7 separate regions of the Mus musculus genome follow, and all the other regions are linked to region 3. A link is a loop called in an ENCODE intact Hi-C map of the cell type or tissue named here. Cell type or tissue: left cerebral cortex. All regions are shown on one strand.

What was found. Hi-C counts contacts between places; a loop is a spot of excess contacts. Peaks named below come from ENCODE experiments on the same cell type or tissue, not always from the same donor. Only the 100,000 strongest peaks of a DNase experiment are listed, where the experiment ranks them.
Region 1: a loop joins it to region 3, with 2.9 times the contacts of the local background. A loop is called at or near these places in 5 of 42 quality-filtered maps.
Region 2: it touches region 3 in a loop (4-fold over the local background); 14 of 42 quality-filtered maps call a loop at or near these places.
Region 4: it touches region 3 in a loop (3-fold over the local background); 5 of 42 quality-filtered maps call a loop at or near these places.
Region 5: a loop joins it to region 3, with 3 times the contacts of the local background. A loop is called at or near these places in 3 of 42 quality-filtered maps.
Region 6: a loop joins it to region 3, with 2.9 times the contacts of the local background. A loop is called at or near these places in 4 of 42 quality-filtered maps.
Region 7: a loop joins it to region 3, with 2.9 times the contacts of the local background. A loop is called at or near these places in 3 of 42 quality-filtered maps.

Annotation. Positions count from the first base shown.
Region 1 is chr7:64,562,899-64,566,898 of GRCm38, reverse strand. All of the region lies in intron 2 of Apba2 (amyloid beta (A4) precursor protein-binding, family A, member 2), which reads right to left. Among named protein-coding and RNA genes, the nearest start is that of Apba2, 63 kb to the right of the region's middle. In left cerebral cortex, no CTCF peak of the experiment used is centred here; DNase peaks (open chromatin) are centred at 133 and 1,820; H3K27ac peaks cover 2,804 bases.
Region 2 is chr7:64,448,566-64,452,565 of GRCm38, reverse strand. No RefSeq gene overlaps it. Among named protein-coding and RNA genes, the nearest start is that of Apba2, 52 kb to the left of the region's middle. In left cerebral cortex, no CTCF peak of the experiment used is centred here; DNase peaks (open chromatin) are centred at 253, 899 and 1,646; H3K27ac peaks cover 1,061 bases.
Region 3 is chr7:64,499,699-64,503,698 of GRCm38, reverse strand. It overlaps Apba2 (amyloid beta (A4) precursor protein-binding, family A, member 2), which reads right to left and starts at 1,561. Exons shown (of 15, transcript NM_001291166.1): 1 at 1,446-1,561. In left cerebral cortex, a CTCF peak has its summit at 2,080 (motif pointing left); DNase peaks (open chromatin) are centred at 880, 1,650 and 2,022; H3K4me3 peaks cover 2,653 bases; H3K27ac peaks cover 2,799 bases.
Region 4 is chr7:64,571,995-64,575,994 of GRCm38, reverse strand. All of the region lies in intron 2 of Apba2 (amyloid beta (A4) precursor protein-binding, family A, member 2), which reads right to left. Among named protein-coding and RNA genes, the nearest start is that of Apba2, 72 kb to the right of the region's middle. In left cerebral cortex, no CTCF peak of the experiment used is centred here; DNase peaks (open chromatin) are centred at 199 and 1,645; H3K27ac peaks cover 1,699 bases.
Region 5 is chr7:64,643,645-64,647,644 of GRCm38, reverse strand. The region is part of intron 3 of Apba2 (amyloid beta (A4) precursor protein-binding, family A, member 2); the gene reads right to left. Among named protein-coding and RNA genes, the nearest start is that of Apba2, 140 kb to the right of the region's middle. In left cerebral cortex, no CTCF peak of the experiment used is centred here; a DNase peak (open chromatin) is centred at 2,486; H3K27ac peaks cover 515 bases.
Region 6 is chr7:64,624,334-64,628,333 of GRCm38, reverse strand. All of the region lies in intron 2 of Apba2 (amyloid beta (A4) precursor protein-binding, family A, member 2), which reads right to left. Among named protein-coding and RNA genes, the nearest start is that of Apba2, 120 kb to the right of the region's middle. In left cerebral cortex, no CTCF peak of the experiment used is centred here; a DNase peak (open chromatin) is centred at 1,633; H3K27ac peaks cover 745 bases.
Region 7 is chr7:64,578,893-64,582,892 of GRCm38, reverse strand. The region is part of intron 2 of Apba2 (amyloid beta (A4) precursor protein-binding, family A, member 2); the gene reads right to left. Among named protein-coding and RNA genes, the nearest start is that of Apba2, 79 kb to the right of the region's middle. In left cerebral cortex, no CTCF peak of the experiment used is centred here; DNase peaks (open chromatin) are centred at 608 and 2,392; H3K27ac peaks cover 2,908 bases.

The sequences.
Region 1 (4,000 bases), 63 kb before region 3:
GAAATAAAAACGTTCGCATCCCTGAGCCAGATGCAGGCAACACCCTGGTTAACCCACAGACACTCTGCTGAACTGAAAGAACCCTCCGGGCCCACCGAGGAGGAACGGCTCCTGAGCCTAGCAAGCCCAGCAGTGAATCTAGAAGTGACATTTTGTGCCACCTCCACAAAGTGATGCTAGGCTGCCTCTCCAGCCACATGCTGAGAGAGAGAAAGCCATCCCAGAAGGGCTGGTGACTACAGCTTTCAATAGTGATAAAATGAGGTTCTAGACGTGGGACAGGAATGCCAGGTCACCCTATGAGCCCTTCCCCAGAGAAATAAGGGACAGGTTGTAGATGTGCATAACCTCCCATTTGTGGGCCTCCTTGGGGACTAGGAGTTACAGAATAGACAGCTCAGACAGTTCTCCTGGGAGGCCATGTGGTGGGACACAGTGGTCAGTGTGGCCCATGATGATAACCTGGCCAGCAGAGGCAATAAGCACCAAAGAGCCTGCATTCCCAATGTCCTGGTCCAGAGACTTGCAAGGAGATAGGTGGCCCAGGGGGGGAGACAGGGGCTTTGCTTTGCCTCCTGAGTCAGACTTCTAGAGGTACCTGACAATTGCTAAGTCCCCAGTGTCTCATGGGCCACTCCTAAACCTCTAGAGAGGTAGCACCCAGCCATATCCTGCATGGTTAAAGAGCCCCTGTCTAGAAAGACTGTGGACACAGAGTTCTTCTAAGCATCTCAAAAAGCCAGCCAAGAGGCTTCCGAGGGATCTAGGGGGGACACAGCAAGCATGAATATCAGGCTCAATATGTTCTCAGCAGGATCATCTCTAGGGTGTCTCCCCCAAAAGAAGCAAGAATTAAACACCTGCTGGATACTAAAAATAACAGCATGGACATCAGGAGCCAGACTGCCTTTTCTACAGATACCACACCCTCAGCCTCATCTATAAGCAAGATCAGGTGCAGGTCTGATGACAAGAAGGGATACAGTTAAGGAGGGGAGGGACACACACACACACACACACACACACACACACACACACACACACTGCTTTCCAGGACAAAGCAGGCTCTAGCTAGGGAGGAGACTTGGGGTCTCTGCAATCATCTACCATACCACTGGACACCATTTCCCTGAGCTGGAAGAAGCTAAGACTCTCATTTCATACCAGAAAGCTCCAAAACCCATCTGACTTCCCTAGTCGGGGATGTGTGTGCCTACAGGGCATGTGTCGAGACACTGTGGGGTGGGGATGCTGCTTGAGGCTCCTTTAGTATCCAGCATAGTGGATAATAAATGTGACACAATAGAAGGTGCAAAACAGCATCAGATAATGACAGCCATGGCCCTGGGGAAGCACTAGCAGGAGACACTAATGCTTCCCCAATAAAGCTCTCAACCTGGCATCCACTAGCACAAAACTCCACATAGGCAAGGTATTCACAGGGACTGACCCAGTCCTGGCCAGAAGCACAGAGCTCTCCCTAGTCTCTGCCACTGGCTGAGCAGGATACAGGGATCTGCGGGAGGATGCTGCTGAAGCCCAGAGGTCCCTGCATTGGAGCTGGGCAACAGGCAGGGGCATGGCCCACATAGGCAGAAGGGCTGGCCTCATGCTCCGGTTTCCTGTGCTCAGGGACGGCAGCTGTGCTCCTCAGCCACGGTGGGCGGCAGAGCCACACTTCCTTGGTGTGATCTGGACTTTAGGGAGATGTCCTTCCTCCTCTCTCTGTGGAACTGGGAAAAATAATTAAGAGGAGAGCAGATGGCAAGCACTTCAAATCTGTTTGTGAGAACTAAATCAACAAGATGTGGGAATCTGGGAGAGCTTGCTTCTCTGGATGAGTGGGCACCCCACGCTCCAATCCCCAAAGCAAGGCAGTGGGACTGTGGACAGGGTGGGCGGGAGCATACAGTGAGAGGGTAAGAGCCCAAAATCCAGAAGCAACCATAGAAAAGCCACCTTCTCCTATGGCAACCAGGCTGCCTGGAAGGCTACAGAGGGACCCTGGCTTCAGCACCACCACAGGGCACACAGATCAACGTGCCTAGTGAGAAGCCAGCTACTATAGCCCTGCATCTGGAATGGTGATTGTAGGCTAATTCTTCTCCTCCCTGAGACCGGCTGAGAACCTCTGAGAACCTCTCACCCACAGGCTCTCTTAGTACCTGGGAGTGTGTACTTTATAGAAAAAGGAGGTTTATTAAGATCGTAAGTTTAGAAGCATAAAGTCCATGGCTGGGGGATCTATCTTCCAACCTCAGATAAGTACACCACTGACAGCATCAGAACAAGGTAGAGCAAAGGAAAGAGCTGCATGCAGATGAGGCCACACATATCAGGTAGTTACTTTACAGCAGCCACTGTCACAAGAACTATGTAGAGTACCATGAAAATGACATTAATACCTTCTAAGCACATGTTCCAATTATGTGATATCCTCCCAGTAAGCCCCACCTCTTAAGTTCCACCATCTCTCACTGAAGCAACCAGCATTCGCTCAGGATAACCCAAGACCAAGTTCTTGGCAAAAAGGAATTTATTTTCTCCAGAGGGACAGAGAGCAGGGAATAAGAGAGGAAGATGGGAGATAGAGGATGAGAGAGAAGGGGAAGGGAATAAGGGAGAGGGGAAAGAGTGTTTGTCCAGGGTGGGGACAAAGGACTCCCTCTGGATAGAGAGGAGAAAGAGGTGGCGCATAGGCAAATGACAGTTTATAAAAGCAAATTGGGAAGCCCCGTGTTAGAATGAGATGTTTAATTTTGATTCTGCATGTTAATTAGGTGAGTCAAAGGGGGCTTTTGATTGCTGGACTACAATACTTTGATAGCTGACCTTGGTAGTCAGCCTCAGGAGGAGGGAATTGCCAAATAAGGAATGGACCTTAGTGGCTAGCTTTAGAAATGTAATTTAATGGTTTTTTGCAAGGCAGAGGAAATGGGATGAAGGGCAAGGCCTGCCAGAGCCATGCTTGCCATGTTCAGGCTGGCTAGAGTCCCTCCCCTCATAGACATCAGACTGAGGCTCAGTCATCCAACACATGAATTCCAAAGAGAAACCATACTGGAAACACCGAGCAGTCAAGTTCACCAAAGCCATCAACCACAGGAGAAACCCTCCAATTAGCAGACCACGAGTCTTGGACCTGTTGGTTGGCACTCAGGGTACTTTCATCGAGAGCTTGTCAGACCCTCATATAAATGTACAGATAAGAGCCAATCTTCAGTGGAAATTCTGTGCTCTGGAACTCGTTTGGGAATAGGTGACAAGACAGAAAATGGAGTCAAGTAAAGAACACAGATCCACATCTAGAGACTACCATATCCAGGGATCCATCCCATAATCAGCCTCCAAACGCTGACACCATTGCATACACTAGCAAGATTTTGCTGAAAGGACCCTGATATAGTTGTCTCTTGTGAGACTATGCCAGGGCCTAGCAAACACAGATGTGGATGCTCACAGTCAGCCATTGGATGGATCACAGGGCCCCCAATGGAGGAGCTAGAGAAAGTACCCAAGGAGCTAAAGGGATCTGCAACCCTATAGTTGGAACAACAATATGAACTAACCAGTACCTCCGGAGCTCGTGTCTCTAGCTGCATATGTATCAAAAGATGGCCTAGTCGGCCATCAGTGGAAAGAGAGGCCCATTGGTCGTGCAAACTTTATATGCCTCAGTACAGGGGAATGCCAGGGCCAAGAAGTGGGAGTGGGTGGGTAGGGGAGTGGGGGGGAGGGTATGGGGGACTTTTGGGATAGCATTGGAAATGTAAATGAGGAAAATACCTAATAAAAAATTTTAAAAAAAAGAACACAGCTCCAGAAAAAAAAAGTCAGGAAAATTAGAGAAGGGTCCCCAACATGTAAAGAGCCATAAGTCACCCCATCTTCAGAGGGGAATCAGCCAGCTGTGATCTGAAAATCAATGAACTTTCTTAGACCTATCAGTGAACTTCGGCTGCAAATGCCTCCCTTCCCCAGGATGTGAAGAGACAGGTGA
Region 2 (4,000 bases), 51 kb after region 3:
CTGACAGCATGCATTGAAAGACTTGTGCACCGCTTTGGAATGGGCAGTGCAATGAGTCTGGTTTGAAGTTCTGAAGGAGCAACAGAGGACATAAGGAGTGGGTGGCCTCCTCCCTGGTTGGCTTGTTAGGGTTTTACGTCACTGGGCCCTGTTGTTTCCCTAAGAGCCTGATAAAAAGATATGTAGGTTCACACCACCTTTCCAAAGTCCCTTTTTCACATACCCATATATGGTAAGGAACATAGACGATTTTTTTGGGTGTTTTTAAAGCTCTATAGAATTCCATGAACAGATGTGCCCTCCACCCAGCACCTCGTGATTCACTGTTAGATTGTTTATACCCACGTGCATTACGAACTGTTGTCATCACAAACACTCTACCCTATAAGTACCTAGAAGTGGGTCAAGCCATATCAGGATGTGTAACTTGGACCAAACTTGCCAACTACCATAGCAACAGTACTGTGGACCAGAAACCTCCCCGTTCAGGGGCCATGATTCATATAACAGTGTCTGCTGACCACTCCCTCTGCCCCCCAACCATCAACAGTGTTATAAAACCATTCTCATCTCTGCCAATCTGGTCAGTAAGAAATAGCAGCTCAGGGTGTCCTGGAGCCAGTCTGCTTCACTGTGTATGAGGCAGAGAATCTTTTGCCATGCTTCTATGATTCTGTTAGCACAGGTGTGCTTTTGATAGACAGATAGATGATAGATAGATAGATAGATAGATAGATAGATAGATAGATAGATAGATAATCAATAGACACACAAGTGCATAACACTCTTTTTGCCAAGTGCAGAACAGATTGTGGGGACCAGAGTGGATGCTGCAAGCCCAGATGAAGGGGGATGGGGGAGATAGCGGATGGCAGATGGACTGAGAGCTAAAGAAAGAGGCCTTTGTCAGCTGCCTGTGTGTGAGTGTGTGCGTGCTCTTAGCGGGAGGTCTGCTGAGGGAGCGGCCCTGCCAGGATTCCTCTCCATTCTCTGGCTTGTGCAGTGAGAGGGAAGATGGTGGCCTTCCTGGAGACAGGCAGAGCTGAAGGAGGGCCAGGTTGAGGAAGAGGGTGCTCCAATATGTTTCCATGGTTGCTATGAGAACCCTGAACTTGCATTTACTATATCCTGTGTCTTCCTCCTACACCTTAGTGGAGTTTCACATTTTAACACATGTTTGAGATTTAAGTTATTTCGAATACCAAGCCAGTATACCAGGCCATCTATAGTATGTGACTTGTGAGGGCTCATTTGCATAAGAAGGCAGTGAAGGAAGGTGGAGGATCACCAGAGGGACCTCTGGACCTAGATGCAATGCTGGAGTAACTCCTGCTAACTGAGGGTGCGGCGAGGCAGGCTACCTGGATTTTTTTTTTTTACTTCCATCTTTGCCCATTTGAGATATCTGAAGTTCTTCGATCTTCTTCTTCCGAGGTCCTTCTGAACCTCATAGTGTGTGTGACATTTGTGTTCTCTGGGTGACTGCGCCAGATTCCAGCTAAGTCCCAGAGTCTACTCTGCTTAGTGAGAAAAACAACTACAGGGAAGAAAGCATATCGGTCACAATGACATAGTATGTTTATCTACTGGAACAGCAGGCTCTCGCCTCCCAACAGCAGCTAAGTTAGATGTACCCGTCCATGTGTGGTATTTCCCAGGAACCCCACCCTTCTCCCCGTGCAACAGCTCAGATTACTGGCTGTGAGTACGATCCCCAAGTTGGCAAAGATCAGAGCATACACAATTTCCTGGCTTCAAATTTGCTTCAATTAACGCTTCAGAAATGAAAGACAAAAGGAGTGAACCGCATTTGGTTCCCCGCTCGCTCGGGGCCTCGGTCAGTGGGTTTCACACTGCTTCCCAATCCGCAGTGTGAGCATCGCCTCATAGCTGATGTCATGGACAAAATCCCAGGCCTCACCCCAGATCCACTAACCCAAAAATTCTCAGCGCAGTGCAGTCTTTAACTCGCCTACCAGCCCACCGGATGATTCTGGTACACACTTAGGACTAAGAAACGCTGGGCTTTAGAGCCACTGAGAACACTAGGCACATTCTATGGAGCGGATATTCCACACACGGAGGATAAGAAAGGCTGCTGAGGGACTAGATACTGCTGCCATAACCAAATAACGGAGACTCGGTATCTTAGAGAGGAAAACGGGCTCTCATTCCTCGTGGTTGTTGAACTCCAAGGAAGCAGTGTGACCCTCATAGCACATAGCACCACATGGAAGGGGCAGCAGGGAAGAGACTGAGATGCAGGACTAGAGAGGGAGTAGGAGACCAGGGAGGAGCCAGGCTCAGTCATAGCAGCCTGCTGTATGGAATTTCCTGAGACCCAGCCCACCTCAAGAGACTTGCCTCCATTCTCACACAAAGGCCCCACCACATTTCAGTACTATCCCACTGGGAACAAAACCTTCATCACATAAACCCTTGGGAGACAAACCACGGCAGGGCCATGGGAACACCCTGAGAAGAGAAGCCTGGTGGATACAGACACAACCCAACCAGATGAGAGCTCGAAGCTGACCACAGTTTGGTGATGAGACACACAGAGCTGGCAGCAGAAGCCTGGGACACAAGGTCTACAACAGGCAGCAGTATGGAGGACTTAGGACAGGAGAGAAAACCTCACAAAAGTGCTGGAATGAGCTCATGGGCCCAGCTAGAGTCCAGGACATTGAGCCTTCTCCCCACTCTGATCTGCATTGGCCTACAGCCCTGGGAGCTGGCCTATAGAACTTAACTTCTCTATGGAGTCATGATTCATCTACTATCAACACAACATTGTGTGTTCACGTAATAAAATCACTCCCTCCCTCAAGGGGACATCAGAGATATGGCAAATAAAATAGGTTAAAGGAAAGTAGTAAATTCATGCTTGAGACTAGTGATAAAAAACAGACTCCTGAGGCCAGGAGTGGTGACATGCGCCCTTGATTTTGGCGCTCAGGAGGCAGAGGCACGGGGATCTCTAAGTTTGAGGCCAAATATCTCTAAATTTTGAGTTTCAAGACATCCAGGGCTAGAGAGAGTGACCTTGTCTCAAGGAGAAGAGGAGGAGGAAGAAGAAGAGGAAGAAGAGGAGGAGGAAGAGTCCTCCTTGGACTTAAAATAGTAATTTTCTTCTTAAAGAAGAAGGAGGAGGAAGAGGAGGAAGAGGAGGAGGAGTAGGAGGAGGAAAAGCAGACATGGTGGTGAGATTGAGGCAGGAGGATAGTAGTGAGTTTAAGGCCACATAAAGAAACTCTCTCAAAAATACAAAACAAAGGTCTGAAGAGATAGTTAAGAGGTTAAGAACACTCGATGCTCTTGCAAAAGATCCCAAGTCTAATTCCCAGACCTCACGTCAGGCAGCTGACAAGCATCTATAACCCCAGAGCAAATGATCTGATGCCCTCTTCTGACCTCTCTGGGAAAGTGCACACACAAGATGCACATAAACTCAAAAAGGAATACTGGTGTCTCTTCTCTCTCTGTCTCTGTCTCTCTCTGTCTCTCTCTCTCTCTCAAAAGAAAAAAAAATAAAACAAAACAATAGACCAGACAGTGCCTATCAAAATCAACACAATTCACTTTCAGTTCAAAATACACTTCACAGCTCTTTCCAGGGCACCAAGGACACATAACACATAAACAAATTCTATGTTTTTAGAATTGGGTATTAAGTAATTGTCACATTATATAATTATTAAAGTTTTTAGTTAATGTAACTATTTGCAGATGATGTCTAGAATTAAAAGAAACATAGGTATAATCTATAAGGACCTGGAGAGATGGCTTCGAGGATAAGAGCACTGACTGCTCTTGCAGAGGATCCAGGATCAACCTCCAGCACCCACCTGGCAAATCACAAACACCCATGACCTCAGTCCCAGGGGATCCGATGGCCTCTTCTGGACTCCAAGGGTACTAGGCCATGGTGTGTTGACATATATGCAGACAAAGAACTCATTCATACAAATAAAATTCATTTTAAAATTTTTTAAGCAAT
Region 3 (4,000 bases):
CCAGTTCCACGACCCACTAATCCCTTCCATGTGGCTTGGAGTCCCTGCAGGTTCTTCGTCTGTGTCACTCACCCCTCTGTTCCAGAGCTCCAAAGTTCAGGAGACCCTCTGCAGCACACCATGACCACCCAGCAATCTGAGTGCAGGACAAAGTCACCCAGCCACTCTGCCCTGAGTCCCCTGCCTCAGATTGCTGCTGTCCAGGAAAGCCCCATCCTTGCCTCTTTGGAGGGACCGGGCCCCAAAGGGAGCCTGCCCATTGGTTCTTGGCACCTGCAGATCAGTACTTCAGAAAAAGTTGTTCACTTGGACCCTTAAAGCTTACGGGTCTTTGTTTTCGAAACCACTATCCTTCCTCAAATCTATATCCATAAAGGAAGAAGGGGTCTTGGGGTCTAAGGGGACCGGGACAAATCAGTTCAGACATGAAGAAAGGCCAAGAAAAACAAGCAAGGTTTAAGAACTTCACCGTGCACAAGGCCTGAGTGAGCTGGCTTTATTTAAATTCGAATTTAAGTTTGGCCTCTGTCAAGTCACATACAAATAAACAGATATTAAAGAATTAAAAGTCTTCCATAACTGAATTCTAAGTTAAGACTAGTAGGCTTTATTTAAGGCGCCTACAGCCAGGGCAAGCCCTTGCAGAGCCCCACTGGTACCTGCTCCTATCCCTACCGCACTCAGGGGAAGTTCACCCACAGCTTTGGCATATAGAGGCCTGCTGCCCATACTGCTCCCTGTGAAAACAAGGCTTGAAAAAAGCTGGGATCAATGTTCCCCTTCATCCTCCATACCCAAGTCCCCTTGCCGGGCTCTGCCTGCCAAGAGGAAGCAGCCAGGATAAGGGGCATGTCCCCGCCGCATCCCCCCAGAGAATACGGGGTGTGGAATTTTTAACTGAGTTTCTCCCCCGGGCCTCATTATAAAGGGAAAGGGGAGGGAGGGGTACAGATCAAAGACCGGTTGCCTGGAAGCAGCGAACCCAGCAGCGACCCCAAACTCCCGAGTTGCCGCCCAGCATCGGGACTTGGAATCAGTGCCAAGCAGCTCCCCTCTAGACAACCCCCCCCCCAACGCAATAATAGGGGGACCCAGACGAGTGACCATCTCCTCTGGCCACACCAGGTAGCCCCGCGCCGCCGCTTCGCAAGCCCCTGATAACCTAGCGGCCAGCTGATCCCTGCCGCGCCCGGCCGCTGGTCAGTGGCTCGGAGGGTCCGGTGGGTCCGGAGAGAGAGGGGCGCTGGTCCGTAGCACCCCCCGGTCCCAGCGGTGGCCCGCTCTGTCGACGATGCCCCTCTGCCTCTCCAGAGCCCCACAAGGTCCGAAAGGGAGCGCTGGGACCACAGCATCCGCGCCCCCCACTGCGCCCCGGCTCCCCCCACGCGGAACCGGGCAACCCAGGCTGCTGCCGCGGAGACTCTGGCGCCCCGGGCCCCACTTACCTGCGCCCGCGCGGGTTGCGCGATGCGCCGCCGCCCCCGACTGGGTCGGCGAGGCCGAGAGCGGGGCGCCGCAGCAGCTCTTTGTGAGCCCGCGCCGAGCCGCACACCGAGACTGCTAATGAGCCCGGGAAGCTGGATAGCGGCGGGCGCGCCCCGGACGCCGCGCACGACACGCAGGGCCGCCTCTACCGGGCGCACGCGGCGCGGCCCGGGAGCACCCGCACCCGCACCGCCCTATCCGCCGCCACACCGACCGCCCCCGCTCCTCCTGCGCCCGGCCACGCGGGGTGGAAACGCTTTCTAAAGAGACCTTAGGGAATCAAGGGATTCAAGACCGCGCGGCCGCGCAAAGCGCAGACAAAGATGCTTCGGCGCCCAGCGCGGCGCCTCCGGGTGCGGCGCGGGGACAGCGGCGGGGACAGCGGACGAGCCCACCTGGGACCTGGGTCCTTGGGATACGGGCTGAGATAGGCTCCGCGAGTCGCGGTGGCCCCTTGAGGAGCACACAGGTTCCTGGGAGTGAGCTGGGACCGGCCAGTTGGGGAGCCTTAACAGTCTGGTCCTGGGCAGGCAGAACAGGTGAAGGAGATGCTGCCGGTGCCCGCACCCTGCCCCTGACGCCGCGCTGCCCCCTGGCGGGCTCCGGAGAGCGTGCGGCGCTGAGGGGCTGCGGCGACCGCGCCCTGCTCTGCCAGCTCCGCTCTATGCGGAGCCCCGGCCGGCCCGAATCCCTTGACTCTCTAGGGTATTGTGGCCCCAGAAAGCCTTTCCTGAGGGGCAAGCCTTGTCCTGCTTCCCCACAGTCAATCACCAGAAGCCTTCTGGCCACAAGGTCTTCTCACCCGGTCCCTGATAACCACACACAAGGTCTTCTCACCCGGTCCCTGATAACCACCGAGTCTCTGATACCTGTGTTGCCTGGGATGTCCAGAAGGGAGAGGGCCCCAACCTCTAATACCCCCAATGAGAACCAGTTGGCTACCCTCAGTAAGAAACAAACCTCTTGAAATTCTTGAACGTTGGGCTTTATTGTCACCTTTGACCTTTCACTCAGCCCTATGCATTTGTGGCAACTTGCAGGTTTAAGGCACACAGGGTGCTCTGTTTTAGGGAATGGGGGGCTCCACTTCAGCCCCCAAATGCTTCCAATTGGCCTGGTTCTCCCTCTTCCTCTCTCTCTTCCTTCAGTCCTAGCCTGAGATGAAGGCCAGGTGGCAGAAGATCAGAGGAATGTCACCAAAGGAAGAGGAGGGTGAGTGGGGTGAGAAAAGAACTTCCTGATGCCCACAGTGACAGAGGTGACCCCGAGAAGGGCCTGGAGAAAAACTGAATACAGGGGCAGACCTAGTAAGGACCTCCTAGGCCTGGGACCTGTCTGCCTCCCTCTCTTTCACCCTCCATTACCCCACCCCCCACCCCTACCTCACCAGTCAATAGCAGAGCAGCTCTGGCAGCTCAGGGACCAAATAGGTCCACCCTAGAGCCATTCTTCCTCCTCCTAGAGCTGACCATTCCTTCTTGCTTGTTGTCCATCACCTTAAATATTCTATTGACCCCCCTGACAAAAAGTTCAGCTCAGCTCTAAATGCAAAACTGTTCCATTGCACTGACTGCTAAGTGTGAGATCCAGATGTGTCTGTCTGCTCTGCAGGGCACAGGACATTGTGCACACTAGCAAGCACTCCACCTCCCTACCTGGACCTTGCCCAAGTTAAAAAATAAAATGGGCAACTCACAAGAAAGGAAATACAAACGACTTTTAATCTCTTAGCACTTCTATTACCCTTTCAGGGTGTGTGTGTATGAGTGTGTGTGTGTGTGTGTGTGTGTGTGTGTGTGTGTGTGTGTGTGTGTGAGTGTGTGTATGTATGTGAGTGTGTGTGTGTGTGTATGAGTGTGTGTGTATGTGAGTGTGTGTGTGTGTGTATGAGTGTGTGTGTGAGTGTGTGTATGTATGTGAGTGTGTGTGTATGAGTGTGTGTGTGTATATGAGTGTGTGTGAGTGTGTGTATGTATGTGAGTGTGTGTGTGTGTGTATGAGTGTGTGTGTGTATGAGTGTGTGTGTGTGTATGAGTGTGTGTGTGTGTATGAGTGTGTGTGTATGAGTGTGTGTGTATGAGTGTGTGTGTGAGTGTGTGTATGAGTGTGTGTGAGTGTGTGTATGAGTGTGTGTGTGTATGAGTGTGTGTGTGTGTGTGTGTGTATGAGTGTGTGTGTATGAGTGTGTGTGTATGAGTGTGTGTGTGTGAGTGTGTGTATGTATTGAGTGTGTATGTATGTGAGTGTGTGTGTGTATGAGTGTGTGTGTGTGTGTGTGTGTGTGTGTGTGTGTGTGTAGGTCATTACAACTTTCAGGAGTTGGTTCTCTCCTTCCACCATGTGATCCTGGGGATTAAATTCAGGTCATCAGGCTTGGCTGCAGACACCTCTAATTGCTGAGCCATCCTACCAGCTTACAAACAACTATTAAACATACGAGGGGCTGGGAGTGTGGCTCCACAATGGGACACCGTTGTAGAGTACATGAGACCCTGGCATCCACCCCAGCATCACA
Region 4 (4,000 bases), 72 kb before region 3:
ACTGAACCCCCGTTCTCTGGAAGAGCAGCAAGTGCTCTTAACTACTGCACCATCTCTCTAGCCCCATGTGAGCCTGTTTTATCACCAGCTTGGAGCTGGCGATGTTCACGCCACTGCTTTAATGATCAGCTTCTCTAGCTACACAGAAGAATTGGAGGTTTGCTTTTCTCAGAAGTGCTGAGAGGGTACAAAACTGCTGAAGTTCTCAGGAGACAGAAATGCAAGCTGCGGGTACACAGTAATATAGCATTTTATAGCATGTGTGAAATAGAGTATATATTCACTGTAACAAAATAACAGCCCACTCATGATCAACAGTCAGTGTGACAATGTAACAACTCAGGCAGCATGATCAACAGACAGGATGACAATCTACCCCCATGACCGAGTGACCACACGCAATGCACCTGACTGATCAACAGTCATCATGAGAACACACCTCACCTGAGAGATCAACAACTTCAGCTTAATGGTTTTATTGGCAGCCTGGAGTCGTATTTGATGAGCTGTGTTTATACATGTCTTGTTTTTCAAACTCACTGATAGGTGCCCAGATACTTCCCCACTATTCTATTTTTCATACCTGGGTAATATTCCACTTTCTTGAACCTTTGTTTGTTCATGTCTATACTGATATGTGTGGACACCCAGAGCCCTCATGGCTGATCAAAGCCTGACTGTTAAGTGGAGCCAGGTGCCTATGCATGGCCTCATGGATCTGAATACACATACATGAAGAGGAAAGCCCAGAAGCTCCTGTATCTTGGTAGAAACAAATGAACTCAGCATATAAGCTGCTTCTTGTCTATTTGTTCATTTGTTCATGCATTCATGTTTGTGGCACTGAGAATTGAACCCCTCATACACGCTAGGCTAGTGATCTACTACAAAACCATATCCAAAGCCACCTTTTCCCTTTTGTAGAGTCTCTGTATGTTGACCAGACTGGCCTCAGGAGCATGGTGTCTGAGCCTGTACCACTCAACCTGACCAGACTTAGATTTCTAAATAGCATCCTCAAGTAAAGAAACTAGGGCACATTGGACAAATGGCTGACTCTGGGGATGGGGAAGGAATACAAGATAAGCCTGAAACATCTTGTGTCTCAAAGTAAGAAAGGACCAAGGGCCAGAGAGCAGGAGCAGTAGTTAAGAGCACTGGCTGCTCTTCCAGAGGATGCAGGTTCAATGCCAAGTATCCATGGATAGCTCACAACTATATCTGCAACTCCAGTTCAAAGGGACCCCTCACCCGGCGCGCATGCACACACACACACACGCACACACACACACACAGCAAAATATCCATACACATAAAATAATTTAATCATTTTTTCCTTTAAAACAAAAAGTGCTTAAAACATGAGAAGGCAGTGGTTTGTCAAAGTGGTTCAGAAGGCATCTGAAATTTCTAATATTTTTGAACAAATCAAGCCTGTGGCACAATGGCCCCTTGGCATCCACGGGGCTCATCCGGGACCCCTTGTACACATCAGTCATGGGAAACACAAGTCCTACAGGCGACATGTTGTGCTAACTGCACAGACCTCTGCGAGTCATCCCGTGTGTTTCCAGTCACGCTAGCCTGGCTGATTCACAATCCCTGATGCGACGGAGGTGCTGAGTAGCCCGTATGCCGAGCGCTTGAGGAAACTGAGTGACAGGAGAAAAGTCTGTGCGCGTGCAGCACAGATGCAGCTTCCCCACGTGCTGTCAATCACAGGGGGATGAAGCCAGAGATGTGGCACCCCCGGATCTAGAGGGGTGTGGTGCAAAAACAGAAAGCAAAACCAGGAATCCATTCTGACACTCATGAACGTCTGAATGAATGAATAACTAAATATCATTCTCCCATACAGTCACCCGAAATCACTTATGCACACAGTCTCCCTCCAGCCCCCATCCCTTCCTTCAGCAGAGTCCTTTGGAAAGAAAGTGGGTAATTTTTCATTGATCAAGATACCACGTGATATTAGAATGACACTTCCCTTCTGTGGGTTTCCTCTTCATAACTCAAAATCCATCTAACCAGAAGAAAAAAAAACACCAGGGAAATTCAAACTAACCAAGGTGCAAAATTCCAGCCTCTATCTTCCCAAGTAGATGGAAACAAATAAATTCTAAAAACTGTCACAGACCAGGGTGGGTTCCATGGTTGTGGTAAATGGCCTACTGAGGAACCAGGGTTGGGGGTGGGGGTTCTTGACATTATCTTATTGTCAGTGCAAACTTTCCACACATCTAAAAGTATTCTGCAATGAAAACGTTATCAACAGTGACAACCACCAGAGGAACGGGAGAAGAAATGAACCAGCCGGTAGGAGCCAAGCCTGAGACATTATCCTTAAGTGTGGGAGGAGATACCTGGGGGAAAGTCTCTACTCTTTTGATCCTCCTGCCCCACAGCAGGTCACAAGCAAGATGAATACCAGATTTTGCCAGCTTGGGCCTGGAACGCACACCCCATTCAACCACAGGACAGCAGACTCACTGCTCAGTCCCGGGTTGGGGTCCAGCTGGCTCCACAGAGCTGCCCCAACTCCATCATGTATTATTCAGAGTTTAACATTTCAGAAGGTAAGCTTGCATCTCCCAAGACATGTGAGTGATCATGACTGTGACTGGGGGGCAGGTGGAGTAGCTGGGGTTTATGAGAAGCAGCAGCTACTCTCCAACAGAGAGAAGACTTGAACAGTGGCAGAGCCATTAGTGGGAGAAGCCACTGTTCAGCCCTGCTGCCACACTGAGATTTAGCCTATGGCTGCTGGAACAAACTACCGGAAATGACATCTAACCATTATCTCAGTTCTGTAGCTGAGAAATCCAGCATGGATTCTGGACATTGAACAGGGCCTCCAGTGCTCATTTATCAAAAGCTAATCCTAATGCAGTACAGTTAAGAGGTGGGACCCTGAGATGCTCAGAGCTCTTGGTCTCTCTTACTGCCTCGCTGCCCTGCCTTCTCCCACCAGTGTGGTGGGACAAGAAACCCATCACCAGAGACCAGCACCTTCACCATGAGGCTCCCCAGCTTCAGAACTGTGAGAAACTCATTTCTTATCATTTCATCAGTTACCTGGTCCCTGGCATTTCAATAGCACTGGGCTGGTTCCTGCCAGAGGGCTTCAGGGAGAAAGGCTTTCATACCTCCAGTATCTGGCTTGCTCACCTTCATCATTCCAATCTCTGTCCTGTTACCACATAACTTCTCCCGTCAGCTGACTCTTCCCATGTCCCTCCAAAGTGCATTAGCATTGTTATAGTCTAGACCTGGTATTTCCCAACAAAGGCCCAATGTTTAAGGTTTAGTTTCTATTCGGCAGCTATTAGAAAATCATATGTCATTGGAGACATGCCCTAGGAGGGGACTGTAGCATCTTGCCCTTTCTCCTTCCTCTCTCCTTCATCTGTAGCAGGGAAGTGGGGATTTGGCTCCACCACTTGTTCCTGCCAGATGCCCAGTCTCACCACAGACCAAAAGCCATGGGCCAAGAGCATGAACTAAAACTCCATAAAGATGTGAGCCAAAGTCAACTTTTATTTTCTTTTTAAACCAACTACCTCAGGTGCTTTGTTACAGTGGCACAAAGTTAACTAATACAATTATTATAACATGTGCCCACCCAGAAGATGGAGGATAACTTCTCTACCTTAAGACCCTGACTGTCAAATCAGAGGAGTCTTTGGGGCCATGTAAAGGAATAGACACATATGTTCCCAGGATCAGAATATCAGCATCTTTAGGGCCTATTTTCCTGCCTACCTCAGCATCTCAGTAATATAGGGCCATCAACAGATATTCTTGGGGAATTAATACGAGGCCCTCTGATGACAGCAGAATCGGTGGGTGCTTCTCTGTGTACGCCAGCATAGCACACTTCCCCAGAAGCTCTGTGCATCCTCAGATGGCTTTCAAACCACCCCCGATGACTTACTGTAACTAATGCAGGATCCGCACAATGAAGAAGGTCCTCAAGAACATAGAGGGCCTGAGCAAACTC
Region 5 (4,000 bases), 140 kb before region 3:
ACTGTGATCGTAAGTGCTGTCAACTTGACCCAATGTAGATTCACCTGGGAAAACAGTCTTCATGAGTGACTGTCTTCAGTGGATTAGCCCATGGGCATGTATGTGGGGGGTTGTCTTAATTAAGTTAATTAGCCCATAGTGGATGGCACCATTCCCTAGAGAGGGGGTCCTGAAGTATGTCAGAGCACAAGTGAACAAGTGGATATACATTCATTTCTCCTGAATGGCAGCTACTAAAAATTCCTGCCTTGACTTAGGTAAAAGGAAGGAAAAGCTGCCAATATTTACCAAACTCTATCGAGGAGAGGAGGAGGCGGCACCTCTTAACACATCATGAGGCACCCATTGCCTAGATCCCAAACACACGCCTTGATACCACAGCCAAAACCATACCCTCCCTACACTTCTTTACCTCCTTTCTTGGTATCTTTCTGACAAGTTGGCCCATAGTGTAGCTCATAGTGTAGCTGCCTCTGTTCCTCTAGATCTGTGAAGCTCCTCATAGAATTCATATTGCATCTTTAATTTTTGCATAGTTGAGAAATTATATATTTTGGGGCTCATATGTTTAGAGTTCTTTTCCACGTCCTTAAGGGCTGCCCTGAAGGTCCCAGTGGTTACCATTTTGCTGAGACATTAGCCACACCTTTGCCTCCCAGACTCATGCTGTGATTATCATGGAGTCATTAATAGTTAACAGGGAGGACATTCCTCGGAGGAACGTGAAAATATGTATGTTATTATACAAACAAGCCTTATGTCCATGACAGCCATGGACACTCGTGAAGGCTGGTCCTGTCACAGGGGCAGGAACCATGTCATTCTGTCCCCACCAAGGCCAAGCAGAGAGAGAGAGAGAGAGAGAGAGAGAGAGAGAGAGAGAGAGGAAAAAGAAAAAGAAAAAGGAAAAGGAAAAGGAAAAGGAAAAGGGAAAGAGAAAGAGAAAAGAGAAAAGGAAAAGGAAAAGGAAAAGGAAAAGGAAAAAGGAAGGAAGGAAGGAAGAAAAAACCACAATGAAGGGACTGGAAAACTTCCTGTTATACTCTTGTCAACTTCCAGATGGAGCTGGACCCCAAAGGATCTCATCAAGTCTCTGCAAGGTTCGTGTTTAGAAACAAGTGTTTACATGGAAATTGAAAGATTTAAACTAAATTTTATGTGGAAATGCAAAGGACAAATGCAGTAAGATACTCTTAAAGAACACGACTGGAGAACTACACAGGACAGCAAGTGCTTTATAAAAGTGAGGTAATTAAGACGCTGCAGTGTTTATCCTCTGACAAATAGGCCAGTGGGGCTGAATGCTGTCAATGATCTCATTTGTGAAAACATGACACCACGGTGTTGACATCAAGCCAAGGGAGGGGGGATCGGTCTCCGACCCAAATGTAGTTCAGACAGGAGACTGGTGCTGGATGGCACATATGACCCAGAGGAGAACCAGACAGCCAGGAAGGCACATGGCATCAATAACAAGGGAGAAAGTGGGAGGGGCCTTGGAGGTTAGGAAATTAGGCCTTGGAGGAGTCTGCAGGCAGTAACAGGGCTGTCACGGTTTGAAGTTGTCAGTACCAAGAGCAATGGTATTCAGTACCAAGAGCAATGGTATCCCGCCCTTCCTAGGATGGCTGTGGGGCAAAAAGAGAATGAGAACGAACTCTGAAAACCGCCAAACCTCAAACAGAACCGTGAAGATATTGATTAATTATGCTCGGTCCACTGGTCACCCATGAAAAGGAGAGCAAATCTTGGCATATACTTCAATCCAGACATTCAGGAAAAAAAAAAAAACCAACTCAAAGTCAAAACAACAAAGCTGCAAACATTTTAATTACAGGGGCTGAAGAGGTGGCTCAGTGGTTAGGAACACTGGCTGTTCTTCCAGAGGATCTGGGATTAACTGCCAGCACCAACATGGTGGCTCACAACTGACTTTAGCTGCAGTTCCAGGGCATCTGACACCCTTGTCTGTCCTCCATGTGGGCGTACTTGCAGGTGTTTACCCATACGTAGTTATTAATTAACTTTTAAAAGAACTGCAGAGTGCTTTCAAGTTTTTGAAGTGTGTATAACGTCCTTACAAGGACATTTACCATATTGACTTAAAATATAATGCTGATAACCCTTCATCAAAAGCTACCCTTGAAACCAAGGTAGAAAGCATCTACACATATGTTGGGGGAAATATAGCAAACACACACACACACACACACACACACACACACACACATACACACACACTCATACACATAACATGCTAAATGTATTGACTATATGAACTCCAACAAGGTGATAGAAGGAAAAAGCCAGCAGAAAAACTGAGCCAAGTACCTGCACAGTAACTTCAAGTAAGATTTCCAAAAACAATAAGAAAGTTCTAAAAGGATACTTAACTTCATTAGTATTCTGTGAAATGCAAATTTAGGCTACAGGATCTCACTACACATCTGCCAGATATAAAATTAAAGCTGACAACAGCAATTAGTAGCAAGATGTGAAGCAAACTCAACCCTGGCACTTATAGCTGAAAGTGAAATTTGGAACAACCACTTCAGAAAATGGATTAGTCGTCCTGTTCGCAAAAACGCAAATGCATTCAGGTCCTACAGCCATTCCATTAGATCCCTAGAAAGATACTCCCTAGAAATGCAATCATGAGCACCCAACATATAAGGATATTCCTAGAAGCAATAACGACCACAAAATGGAAGAGGATCTTTGTCCATCAAATGAAGAAAACACAAACTCTTGCATATCAACACCACGTAAATGTAGAACAGCAGTCGTCAGGAAATGACAACCATACTCAACGCCAGTAGATAACTCAAAAGCACAACATGATGTGAAAGAAGTTACCTCAAAATAGTACATCCATTATTTTAAAATTCAAAAATCAGCAAAAATATCACATGGACATTTCTAGCAACCTTTGGGCATTGTTGTGGTTTGAATGGGAAATGTTCCTCCATGGAGTCAAGTGTTAAACACTTGGTCCCCAGCTGATGGCACCATCTGGAAAGCTACAGAACTACTTAGAAAGTGGAACCTCACTGCAACAAGCAGATTCCTGCGGGAAGTCATCAAGATAGTATAGCCTGTCCACACTCTGTGTCTTAATCTGCCAACATGTCAGGAGTCCCAGATGCCCATTTCTGCTACCATGGAACCACCTGACACCACGCCTTCCCTACCACAGAGGCTGTATCCCCAAACTTCAATTTGAAGTAAACCCTTGCTTCCTTTCTCAAATTGCTTTTGCCACAACAAGGAAAAAAGTAACTAATATAGAAAACTGGCACCAAACGTGGGACCATAGCTATGATGAACCTGACTGTGTGGTTCTCAGCTCTTTAGAGTTAGTCTGTAAGAGGAATATAGAAGAATTTGGAACTTTGGACTAGAAAATTTCTAATGTGCTTTAAATAGAGTTAAATGTGCCATTCCAGTGGGAGTCTAAAGAAAATAATGCCAGGAGGAATGTAAACAGTGGCGAATTAGCTCATAAGGTTTGAGAGGACGATAAGGGCTCAGAGATGGAGACTAGGGGCATTCATGTTATGTTCTGGAAAAGAGTTTCACACCATCCTGCCTCTGTTCTGAGACCTTGAGAGTGAATTAAAATATAATCAGCTACATTGTTTGGTGGGACTATCTTTCAAATAGGAAAGCATCTACCCTGTAATATGGTTACTACATATTGAATTTATCTGGGTTTACAATGAAGGAGGTCAAATGGAAGAGAGATGTAAGTGTATGGTTTGCAAAAGGAAATGTACAGTTGCCGTCAAGGCAGGGTGTAAGCAGTATTGCTATTAATTAACATCATGGAAAATAAAACACTGCATGCTCTGCACTGGGACAAAGGGAAAGGTATCCTGAGAGCAAGACTTCACCCAGTAAAGGGTCCTGCTTGTGAAATGAAAACTAATTTAAAAGAGTCTAAATTAAGAATACCATTATAGGTCTTGATCTTGCTATGGACTGATCTTTCTTTGCTATG
Region 6 (4,000 bases), 120 kb before region 3:
CCCCAGCCTCCTCAGCCACCCCAGTTGGTTTCCCTTCTCACTGTCATTTGTTTTCCAAAGCAAATGAAGCTTCTATTTTTGCTGTGGGGAGCCTGGTGCCTCCCAATTCCCAGGTGTCCCCTAGAGGATTTTGCTTTTGATTCAGGCAGCTTGGGGACTGAAGGGAGGGCTTTATAGAAGGCTGAGAGCCAAGCGCAGCAGGGCCTGCCAGCCCATCAAAGGATGACACAGAACCCACAGGGTGTGCACAGGGCAGCAATGCCCGTGTATAGGCTCCCATGTGACCTCAAAGGGCAAGGCTAGATGAAGCTCATCATCGTGTGCTAGGGTTCAGCTGTGTCCGCCACAGTTCACCCACAGGAGATCTAACCCAAATGCGAGTGCTGAGCTGCAGGACCTTTCAAAGGTATTTAGGTCAGGAGGTCTCTGTCCTCATGAATCCATTAATGTGGGTGGTTCATCTATCACAGGAGTGGGTTTCTGAGGGAAGATGAGCTCAGCCCTCTTCTCTTTCTCCTCCCTCTCAGTCTCCTTCTCTGTCTTCCCCTTTCATCTTCTGCCACAGGTGACACAGGTCTTATCAGACTCCAGTCCCTTCATATTGTTTTTCCCAGACTACAGAACTGTGAGCCACAGAAACATCTATTCTTTACAAGTTATCAAACCTGTGGAATTGTACAACCCCAGTAGAAGGGGGACAAAGATCTGCTTCATGGATACAAACCTCTTCCCCTTCTCAGCCCCATTCACAGAGGAGGAAACTGAGGCAGATGAATTAGCTCAGTCAAGGCCACAGAGGAAATACCGAGCCAAAGATCTGATCCTGGCAGGATGGCCCTCGAGTCCACACTCTCAGCCCTGTGCCACATTGAAAGCAGTTAAGAGAGAAAACATATCTGCAATACATAAGTCAAACAATAGATTAGGCTGACCACAAGAAAAGACAAAATGGGGCAAAGAGTAGGTCCAGCCATCCCAAAAGAACAAGTAGATAAAATCAATTAGAAATAAACATAAATATATGAAAGATGTACTGTCTCATTGGCAGGCAGGGAATAGAAATCAAAGCCACATGTGGTGTCTTGGTGACTTTCCTATTGCTGCATACATACCACAACCAACCAGTTTATAGAAGAAAGAGTTAACTGGGGGTTTGCAACTTTAGAGGGCAAACCCATGACCACCGTGGCAGGAGCATGGGAGCTGAGAGCTTGCTTCCTGATCCACAAACAGGAGCCAGATAGAGAGTATGTGAGAACTGAGTCTGGTGTGAGCTTTTGAAACCCCAAAGCCCAGTAATTGACACACCTTCTCCAACAAGGCCACACCCCCTAATCCTTCCCAAATTGTTCCATTAACTGTGGACAGAGCATTTGAATCTATGAGCCCGTGGAGGTCATTCTCATTCAACCCACCACAGGCAGAGCCTGCATTCAGACTAACAAACACTAAAAACAACCGGAATGCTGAGTGTTGTCAGGGAAAGAGCAGAGGGGAGCCTCACACGAACTGCAGAGGAAGCTGCTTGCTATACCCACCCAGTCCAGAAAGCAATTTGGCTACTTCTAGTAAAATTCAAGATTCACAGCCTCAACCCCACAGCAATTCCTTGTTAAGCACGCCTCATGAATCTGGCTCACGTTCACCAAGATACACACATAAATATCCATGACAGCCTTGTTTGTAACAGCCAGAGACTGGAAAGCAGCTGAACATCCATCAATGGGAGCCGACAAGCAACACCGCCACGCAGCACCACCCCAACAGGGCGTGCTCTGGCTACAACTCCTGTGGGTGAAACTCTCCAGCAGAAGGTTAAGCAAAGAAGGCAGCTACAGATGAAAAAAATAAATGCTGTGACCTGGTATCATTTACAATATGCTTTGCAGACAGCCCGTAAAAATAACGGGTAGAGGCATATTTACAAACGCAGTGCAGGAAAGTAACAAATGAAAGGAAGAGTGCTCCCTGTGGGAGGCAGGAAGATATGAGCAGGGAGAGGTCAGATACTGATCTTCCCCCTAGTGTTTTAGATGTGCTCCCATACTTTTTGCCAAACCCTTCAAAAGTGGACTCATCTCCCCTTCCCTAGGGCACTGGACAGGGTGTCTTGTTCCTAGTAAAAAGAAAAAAGCAGACCTGACACTGTGACTACTAAGACCAGACATTGGGGACACCATGCTTCCTGTTGACCTGGCCACTGTAATATGAGCCTAGATCCATCCCAACATCTTGCCAACAAGCTACTGAAGGTGTTTTATTATAAATCTTTACTGAGAATATAAATAAGAATCTCGGGCTGTCAAGATGGCTCAGCAGGTAAAGTCACCTCCTGCCAGGCCCTTTGACATGAGTTCAATTCCCGGGACCCAGAGTTTTAGGAGGAAAATGACTCCTAAAGTTATCCTGTGACCTCCACATAAGTGCGTGGCATGCATGTGTGCTCATGCACACACACACACACACACACACACACACACACACACACACACACAAGCATATAGCTGAGAACAGACATAATATCATGCCTAATGAACCCCAAGCTCCCATGCCCTTTTGGTAGAGCTCTTGGGCTGAGTTGACAAAGTTTAATCCAGGCTTTTCCTGATGTCTTTTGACCTTGGTTTGTCAGAAAATGACATTGTGTTTTCTCATCATTCATCACCTTCCAGCTGGACTGAGGTCGAGTAAAAAATGCAAACAGAAAAAAAAAAAGTGTGCTGGTCCTTAGCACATGCACTTATGTCAGCACCAAGGGGGCTAGCACTTCAGTAGGATGTGGCCAGCCCAGTCACTGGCTGCCTCCTCTTCCCTGAAGAGCCTGCTGCCAAAGCCTCCCAGCCACTGCCACCTCAGACTCAGCCCTTCAAGATCTTAGAGGGTGGGGATGACAGGCAACCTTGCACTATGGGGTTTGAGACCCAAGACCCAGTCCCCTCATAGACAGCAGAGGCAGGAGCATCTGCTTATGTTACCAGGCTATGTCGACTGCTGAGCTCAGCTGTTCTTTGGAAACAGGGCCCTGGAGTTCCTCTCTGGCCTTTGAGAAAATAACCTTTCTTGAGAGGAGTCAACTCCAAGGGGCCACTGGAGGCCCGAGGTTGGTGCCAGATGGAGATTGGGGGCTCTGTGATTGTAGCAGTCATTGTTCGTCACTGTGACAGAACACGGGAGAACAGTTTGCTTTGTCTCTGTTCAAATGCTTCAGTCCCATTACTTCTGAACTGGGAAGCAGCAGTCATGGCAAAAGGGAACCAACCAGAGCTGTTAGACACAAGGTGGGAGAAGGCAAGATCCCATTGTGCCCTGCAAGGCATGTCTCCACCAACCTAACTTCCTCCCTGACTGTAGATCTGCCTCCTTCCAATAATGTCATAGGATGGAGACCAAGTTTCTCATGCATGGGTTTTTGTTTTTGTTTTTGAGGGGTAGGGATGTCAGGGAGAGGAGAGGAGGCATTCAACATTAAAATTATAATAGGAACCCTGGTCAGAAACAACCTCAGTCATTAAATGAAAAGGGGGTTCCCTAGGAACCTGTGTCACAGACTTGTGTGGCTTAAATGAACTGTGAAAAACATGTATTTTGTTCTAAGGCTGTCAGAGCCATAAAGCTGGAGCTACCTTACCCTTAGTCACACCATCCCCAGCACAGGTGATGCTAGTCACCATCCCTACTATGTGCACTCCAAGTCACCCCGTACCATGCCTGGCATCAGTAGTACCAAGTACCATGCCTAGGGTACCTGACTTCACAGCCCACCACTTTGCCACCTTTGTACCCACAATCTCCAAAGTTGTGAGCTGCCTAAGCCACACATCAAGTAGGAGAGTCTGAATACTCTCTAGAACACATTTAAAGGGAAAATCAGTAGAGGAGACCGACCATATTCCTGGGGTGCCACAGGTTTTCTAGCATGGCTAATACTCAAGAAAAAAATCTGGTCCAGGAGTGGGGACCACAAGATGGCCTCAGTACTTTGGATCAGAAGGTTCTGTGA
Region 7 (4,000 bases), 79 kb before region 3:
AAAAATATTTTCTTAGCAAAAGGCTGCTGAGTGACCAAAACAGTTTTAAGTATATGACTTGGAGCCACATGAAAGAAAGCCTTGGAAATTCTCTGATATTAAAAAGACATTTCTGTAGTCAAATCAAACTTGGGAATAACCACTAAAAAAATGACTCTCGTGCTCTGAAAGTCTAATGAGGTCCGCAGAGTCTGGGGCTGTCTCCTAAGTTTATGTAGGCTTGGGTCTGATAAGACTGGCAGAGCTACGATGCTCACAAGCTCTGGGCAGCTCTGCCCTGCTAGGGCAGCTGTGGGCAGTCAAGCTGGAGCTGAGCACCACCTGCAAAATACACTCATTAGAGCGTGGTAATTAACTCTCCTGCAAGAGCATCATCTACAGAAGGCAGCCCATCCCCAGCCCAGAGACCGCACTGCCGCCCCGAGGGCTCTTTACACTGAGACGTTAAGCCTGTGATCTGGCCCAAAGTGGCATCATTTTGTCCTAACCCATATTTGCACTTACAGCTCTTTGCAGCTTCCTCAGACCCATCAGGAGAGACTAGCTTCTTCAGGCAACAAGAAATCCCTAAATTGTAGTGCCTTGGCCCAGTAATAATTTTTGTCTTGCTCAGTCTCCTTTGACCCCAGGGCAGAGGATGGCTATTTGATGTGAAGATGCCTCCCATGTGCACCTGGTGTTGGATGTGACAGACAAGAGCGTTGGCTTCAACCCACATGGCCAGTGTGGGAAACAGTATGATGTGTCTTCAAGAAAGCCCGCTGCTAGGTATGTATGTATGGATGAAAACTGGAAGCAAAGATCTTCACAGCGGTAACAGTCCCAGCCGCCATCACATCATCAGTGAGTAGACAAAACACGATCCATACACACACTGGGCATTGCTTACCCTTGACCCGTCTGGAAATACTGGGGCTAGGGAGATGCCCAGTGGGTAAAGTATTTGCCATATGTAGGCACAAGGTCATGAGTTCATATCTCTAACCCCACATAAAGAATCGGACTTCTCCACACACATCTGGAATCACAGGGCTGGAAGGTGGGAGCAGGACTAGATCTAAGTCTTAGGTCTAGGACTGGCTCTAAGGCTCACTGAGATGGTGACCTGGTCTCAGAAAAACAAGGTGGAGAGTGACTTCAAAAGACACTCTGTGTTAGCTGGGCAGTGGTGGCACATGCCTTTAATCCCAGCACTCAGGAGACAGAGGCAGGCAGATTTCTGAGTTCAAGGCCAGCCTGGTCTACAGAGTGAGTTCCAGGACACCCAGGGTTACACAGAGAAACTCTTGTCTCGTAAAACCAAAAAAAAAAAAAAAAAAAAAAAAAAAAGACAGTGTTGGCTTCTACCCTACACACATATATACACAGAGAGAAAGAGAGACAGAGACAGAGGCAGACAGACACACAAGCACACCAAACGAACAGAATGGAAATTCTGAGATGTGCTGTACGGAGGAGCCCTCAGTGAAGCACGCCAGTCGAAAGCACACATACACTCGAGGCCCCGGGTGTGCCTCTCAGTGATTTGGTGAAGATTCTTCCGAAGTTACACCTAAGCCTCTTAGGCATAGCTCCACACGCAGTCAGATTCAGAGAGAAAGAAGACAGAATGATAGTGGAAGGTTGGGGGTGGGGGTGGGGAGAGAGGGCGTCAGTCACGCTTAGCAAGTTCAGGAGATGAGTGGAAAAATAAACACCCTGTGCCGCTCGCTCTCAGCTGTGCTATGTGACACACATGAGTGCCATTCACTGTCCACCTGGAACTGATCACATAGGGATACGGGTGTGTCTGTGTGTCGGCGTGTATACACATGTATGTGTCTGTGTGTGTCTGTGCGTGTGCATGGGTGTGCATAGGTTTGTGTCTCTGTGTGTTAAGTTTAAAGCTAAAACATGCTCTCATTTTTTAAACCTTTACCGTGGCATCCAGGACTCACTGGATAAATTCCAAACTCTAGATATTATTCCATAAAGCCTTCCAAAGCCCTTGCTGGCTGCACTTACTGCTGTTGCTAGCTACACCTGTCTGTGCCCTTTGTGCATGCAGCTCCCATGCTTGGGACACCATCCTGTCTTTCTTTCCTCCAAGTGCCCATGGTGCTATAAAATATGATACTCGACCACATAAACGGGGGCCCTCCCTGTCCCTTTGCCACACCAGCACTGGGCATAGCACCTGCACGTGTAAGCAAACTGCACCAATTCTTTACATCTACAGATATCCAACCTGGTGGCAAAGCCTGCACGGGAGACCCACATCCTCAGACCAGAGCCACTCTGGCTGTGACACTGGTCTTCTGTTCACGCAGCTTCCGAGTCTGCAGAGGAGGTGGGTGCAGCTCTTTGCAGATCTTGCAGCTCCTGTGTGGGCTCAAACCAAGAGAGGGATACAGATAGCCCTGCAAACCACCAGAGCCTTGCTCACTAGACACCCATGGTGGGAACCTGTCCAGAGCTCTTACAGAGGCCATATGTGCCCTCCCCCCAGATGCCTGAGCAGCACGTGGAGAACTCTTTCTAATTCAAATTCCTCATATGCTTATGAAGATGGAAACAGCTTTTTAAAAAATTATTTGACTTCATTGTTATCTACAGTTCAATCAATGACTATAAAACCAGCTTTTCAGACCCTCTTAATTACCCAGAAGAATTCCCACAAAAGATGCATGTCCCTGAATAGAGCAGGTGGGCAGCTACAATCAGGTTTCTTTAATAGACCTGATGTTCCTCTTGGGGTAATTTAAACAAGCCATGACGGCTCAGCCATTAGCGTTAATTATAAAAGCCTCAGACAGCTGCATAGTGGGAACCTGGACAGGACTCCAGTCCCGGCTCTTTAGCAAATCCACCTCTGAGTGCACAGTGTCACCCTTCGCATGCTCCAGGGCAGGCTTCCTGTCACCTACTGAATGGTAGGCATGGTGGAGAAAGCTGCCCTTGTGGGTCTCTGAAGACCCCACAGGCACATCATGGGCAAATGCATTAGAGAGCAACAGAATTCTAAAACCAACACAGAATAGAGAACATCACATTACTGCTAATGAACCAAAGAGCTTCTGTGGAGATGAAAGGAAATCAGAGTGTGGAAAAGGCCTACAGTTTCAGACTCCACTCAGCGCAGCAGAGCGAGCCTGCATCCTGGGGTGTGCAACTTACGAGTTAGCCAATCATAAGCCAATCTTGGGCAAAATATCCAGGAAAAGAAATGTCTCTTTACTAAAGGTGTCTTTTTCATTATTATTACATTTTATTTATTGCCAGGGGTAGGCACTGGGCATGCCGTGGCATGCATCTGGATCAGAGGACAGCCACACTCATCTGGAATCCCACTCGCTCCTTCCATCACGTGGGTCCTGGTGATTAAACTCAGGTTGTCAGGATTGGTGGCAAGCACCTTTCCCCACTGAGTCATCTCCCTGGACCATGAACATGTCATTTTTTTTTCTTATCATTATCCACGAAACAAAGCAGTGTGACAGCACCCAAGTTGTGTTCAAGACTCTGTGTCACTGAGAGATGATATGATAAAGTGCTTGGCCTACACATATGAAGATGTCACAGTGAAAGGCATTCTTTTATTTCCAATTAATGTACACTAATGTTTTTTTAGAGGATCTCACTCGGTAGCCCTAGCTGGCCTGGAACTCAATATGCACACTAGGCTGGCCTTGAACTCACAGAGGTCCTCCTGCATCTGCCTCCTGAGTCCTTGCATTAAAACTCTGTCCCCCAGGGCCAGACATGGTAATGTTCACCTTTAATCCCAGAACTCAGGAGGCAGAGAGGGGCAGATCTCTGTGATTTCAAGGCCAGCCTGGCCCACAGAGCAAGTTCCAGGACAGCCAGGGACATACCCTACTCCTTATAAAATAATTTTTGATAAATAAATTTAAAGCATGTAGGGAAATGTGCTTTAAGTTCTACATATGCCACCATTTTATACACAATGAACCTGAGTATCTGGATTCTGGCAGCCCTCCTGAAACAAACACCCCAGGAC